Regions from separate parts of the Homo sapiens genome. Here region 1 is linked to region 2. A link is an interaction called in ENCODE POLR2A ChIA-PET data of the cell type or tissue named here. Cell type or tissue: Panc1. All regions are shown on one strand. Region 1 has its middle 80 kb from the start of LINC02132. Region 2 has its middle 12 kb from the start of FOXL1.

The links. ChIA-PET counts read pairs that join two places held together with the same protein. Peaks named below come from ENCODE experiments on the same cell type or tissue, not always from the same donor. Only the 100,000 strongest peaks of a DNase experiment are listed, where the experiment ranks them.
Region 1: POLR2A ChIA-PET joins it to region 2 with 19 read pairs; 1 of 35 experiments calls an interaction of 5 or more read pairs at or near these places.

The regions. Positions count from the first base shown.
Region 1 is chr16:86,015,313-86,017,812 of GRCh38, reverse strand. No RefSeq gene overlaps it. Among named protein-coding and RNA genes, the nearest start is that of LINC02132, 80 kb to the right of the region's middle. In Panc1, CTCF peaks have their summits at 1,012 and 1,225 (motif pointing right); a DNase peak (open chromatin) is centred at 1,252; H3K27me3 peaks cover 523 bases.
Region 2 is chr16:86,589,667-86,592,166 of GRCh38, reverse strand. No RefSeq gene overlaps it. Among named protein-coding and RNA genes, the nearest start is that of FOXL1, 12 kb to the right of the region's middle. In Panc1, no CTCF peak of the experiment used is centred here; a DNase peak (open chromatin) is centred at 1,498; H3K27ac peaks cover 1,370 bases.

The DNA.
Region 1 (2,500 bases), 570 kb after region 2:
GATACATTTCAAGACCCCCAGTGGATGTCTGGCACCTTGGATAACACCAAGCACTATATATACTATGTTTTCCTGTACACACAAAGCCATGATAAAGTTTAATTTAAGCACAGTAAAAGATTAACAATAATAACTAATAATAAACTAGAATAAGGCCGGGCACAGCGGCTCACGCCTGTAATCCCAATGCTCTGAGAGGCCGAGGAGGGCAGATCACTTGACACAAGCCTGGGCAACGTGGCGAAACCCCATCTCTACCAAAAATACAAAAAATTAGCTGGGCATGGTGGCATGCGCCTGTAATACCAGCTACTCTGGAGGCTGAGGCACGAGAATCGTTTGAACCCGGGAGGCAGAGGTTGCAGTGAGCCGAGATCACACCACTGCACTCCAGCCTGGGTGACAGAGTGAGACTCCATATCAAAAAAAAAAAAAAAAAAAAAAACCAACTAGAATAATTATAATAGTTACCGTAAGAAAAGTTATGTGAATGTGCATGTACATTCTCTTCCTCTCACTCTCTCTGGAATTTTCCGTTTAATATTTTCAAGCTGAGGTTGACCAAGGGTAACTGAACCCATGGAAAGTGACACCTTGAACAAGAAGGGACTGTACCCAGCAGAGGAGTCTTTGCGTCATGGGGGATGGATATAGTGGACATTGCCACAGAGTCTTCCGAAGTGGTTGCAACAAATTTCATCCCATCAAATCGCATGAGGGCTTGAGTTGCTCCACAGCCTGTCCGGAATTTGGTGTTGTCTGTCTTCTTCTTTTTAACCATTTGCCCACCCCTTTTATTTTACAGTTGAGGATGCTGAGGCCAAAGAGATGTGTCATTCCCAAGACTCCACAATTTGCCCCATCTCTAGTCCAACCCACTGGTCTTATGGATGAGAACAGAGAGGCTCAGAGAGCAAATGGCCTTGCCCAAGGTCACAGACACAGCAAGACCAGCAACCAGGTCTTCAGACCCCACATGCTCCTTTCCTGGCCCCAAACTGCCAGGGAACGTGGTTCTCAAAGTACAGTCAGAGGACCTGCAGCATCAAAGTCGTCTTGGAGTCTGTTAAAATGCATATTTCCAGGCCCCACTCTAGACCTGTTGAATTCAAATCTCTGAGGATGAGGCCCTGGAATCAGCATTTTAGCCAGCACGGAGAATGTTTTTGAGAGTTAGTTGGGTCCTTGCATGGATCCTGAAGGAACATCGTGTAATTTTTTAGTTTGTTCACTAGAGGGAGCCAGTGCCCCAGGGACACAACCATGAAGCTTCCCTGAGAACCGCAAAACAGCAAGTTTCCCATCTGGGACCAGGTGGCTGACAGCGATGGCTGCTGTTTAGGAGAGATGCTCCAGTCACTCCAGTCAATAGAATTCAGAAAAAGGGAGCATCTTAATTAGACAGGAGTCAGAAAACCTGAGTTCTAATGCAACCCCGCCACCTGACCTTAAGCAGCCACATCTGTCAGATTCTCCGTGCAGCCTAGGCAGAACCCTTCACTCCCCGACCCTGTTTCCTCGTCTGTGAAGTAGAGCTTTGGGCCCAAATGGCTTCTGAGACACGTTAATGTCTACAAAACATTAGGAAGCCGGAGGCGATCTTGTCACACAGATGTTGAGAGGTTATCGTGATGCCTCTGCTGTTATTTCACGGGTTTTATGGTACCACGCCACACATCGCATACTCTCTAGCCAGGGAACGCAATGGAGATTGTTGTGCCTGCTTGCAAGGTCTGGAGCCAGGGCAGCCGTATTGGGCCCAGGAGGGAAGATATCCAAGAAATACATGCTGAGAATAGCAGCACTAAAAATGGAAAGAGCCTCAGCTATTCACCATGTCACTGGCTTGCCGAATGACCAACCCCAGAGCTTCTCTACCTTGGAACTTCTTGTGATGTACGTTGATAAACCCCTGGTAGCTCACCCCAGCTGGGGTTGAATCTTCTGTTTCCTGCAGCTGAAGGCATTCCATCTGGCTTGCTTCTCTCACGTGATTGACCCATTGTCTTCCTGGTGGCTAAGAAACATGACTTTCTCATGCCAACAGTGACCATGAGCACTGCATCAGACCAGGCCCCACGGCTGATACAAGGAGTTCCCAGGAGACAAAGCCCTGTCTTGGGAAGTGAGGTTAGAGAGACAAGACAGAGGGGCGTGGGAAGTTGACAGCAAACCTAGAGCAGTCACAAGGACAAGGAACGGGGCAGTGAGTGCTCTGGCACCTCATGGTTCACAGTGGGCCAGACTGTGGGGGCACCAGGGAGGGCTTCCAAATAGTCATAGCAAAGGATCTTTCTGCATCTGATTACCAACTCCTTCACTGTTCTACCATTCTTTAAGGTAAGCCCAAGATTTCTTAATTTGTACAGACCATGGTTTGTGATGAAAACCCTCCTCCCCTGAGAATTTCCACCCTTCTCTGTCCAACCAGGAGGCCCCACGTGGAACTGGCGTATTTCTTACATGGATGGCTGTCCTCCCTAGACCATGGTTGATTCTG
Region 2 (2,500 bases):
TGCCCTCAATTGAGGACCACTGTACTAGACCTCTGCTGGATTCTATAAGATTAATGGCTCCCACCCATAAATGTGCACAAAGATCACCAGGTAAGTGTGCACCAACCTCAAGCCAAATACATCAGAATCTCTGCGGGCCGGGTCCACGTATCACATTTTGCTAAGTTCCCTAGATGGTTGTGATGTGCCATGCAGACCAAGGACTTCTGTGTAGGATGCTGTTTGCTAAGAGGGTGTTTCCTTGCCTGTCTCTTTCACTTTATGAGGTGAGCCCGCAAGCACTGGCCGTGTATTCCTAATACTTTCATGCCCGGTTAGATGATACCGAAAAGTGGCTAAGAACTTTAAAGATAGGTGCACCTACCCGGTATGATACTTTGCCAAGGACTGGCTTTTCCACCTGGAGAAACTATCAGTAGAACACCACTAGTAAAGTAGACACAATAGTACTCACCCTCTAGGTTTGCTTGAAAATTAAAGAGAACATGCATATAAAGACCTCAGCACAGAGCTTGACACATGACCATCGTCATCACCACCATCACCATCACCACCCTCTCATCACCATCATTATCATCACCACCACCATCATCATCATTATCATCACCACCATCACCATTATTATCACCACCATTATCATCCTCTATCATCATCATCAGCTTCATCATCACCTATCATCATCATCACTATTATCATTATCATCACCATCATCACCTTCGGCAGCATCACCATTACCATCATCTCATCACCGTCATTATCATCCCTATCCTCATCACCATCATCATCATCATCATCTTCGGCATCAGCATCCTCATCATCACCATCATCATCCCATTATTGACTGTCTTCCCTACTGAAAGCCCTATGTGGGCAAAGGCCTGTGTGTCATTCACAGATGTATCCTCCATACTCATTTGGGTTCCTGGCATCTGGTCATCATTCAGTAAGAATAAACTACATTGTTTTTCACATCTTGGGTGTAGCGATGTTCAATACAAGTTTTGCTTCATCTCCTCACTCAACAACTATACATTGAGCACCTGGCAGAGAACATGCCCTGGTCATGTGCTGGGGATAAAAAGAGGAAGAAGCTCCAGTCCCTGCTCAGCTCCTCCTGGAGGAAATAAATGTACAAGTGGCTTCTACTAATCCTTTAGGATTGGGTTAGAAACCCTTCTCCATAGTGTGACTATGGAGTAATTCTCCATAGGGTGAGTAACCATCCCAGCTTACCCAGGACAAAAGGGTTTCCTGGGACCCAGGCTTTCAATAATAACTTGGGAAAGTCCCCGGCAAACTGGGATGAGTTTGTTGCTCTACTTCTTTGGCTCCTAAGCTTAGGGGCAAGGAGCCCTCATGCCATAGAAGGCTGCTTCAAACAATGGGAGGTGCGGAGTACAGTGGTTAAAGGCATTGCTCCAAAGCCAGTGAGTCTGAATCCAGACTCCAGCCTGCCACTTACTAGCTACGTGAACTTGGGCAAATGACTAAGCTCTTTAAACCTCTGTTACCTCATCCATCTGTAAATAAGGGAAAACAATAGTTCTTAACTGAAAGGGAAAAGTAAATGAGTTAATACTGTGTACATGTGAAGTGCTTACGACAATCCAAGTGGAGGCCAAGTAATCAGAAAATATTAAAATTACTATTAGCCCCTCATATATCTTATCATTCTTATCGGCCTTAGTTTTACTTCAAACTCTCCTTCATTTACACAGAAAGTGTTTATATTAAGGGATGCACACTTATAGAATATTTGCAAAACTTACAAAACAGATTTGAGGCTGAGCTTCCAGGGGCGACTCCCTGCACTATACTGCAGAAATGAGCACCAAGGAAACTGCTGCCTCTTCTAGGATCAGAAGCCTTCAAATCACACAGAAAGGGGCTGCCACAGCTGTTGGCTCCAGAACCACCTCCATGGTCCACAGCAGCAAAGCCAGCACACCATGCCCTCTCCTTTGCTCACCTGCCTCCCTGAGAAATCCAGGGTTCGCCCCTGCATGTCTCGGTGGTTGACTCCAGATGGCTAGCACACAGAGACAAGCAGGGCTTTCTTCCTGTTTTATGTTGGGAAGGTAGGATTTGAAGTACGTGAACCTATCAGAAACTGAAGAGTGTTTAAAAGATTTTGAGTAACCATAAATGTCCAAATTGCCTTAGATGGCTGGCGCATGTCAATTTGCTTCTCTAGTTTTTCCCACCAGAATATGAGCCCTTGAAGGTCAGGACCTGGGTCTGGTTCATTGACATATTCCTAAGGCATATCACAGCCTGGCAGTTAATGGCAATCACTATTTGTTAGATGAGAAATGATAAACTATGCTGATTACAAAGACCACTAGGTACAAGGCATGTTCTTCATCATGGAAAAATGTAAGCCACCCTCTTCCTCTATGGATATTCCTAAAGGCATGCACTTCCTTTACACGGCACTGAAATGTGTTTTAACATTTGTGAAACTCTAGTATGGGCAGCGTAGAAGATGGTGTGAAGGACA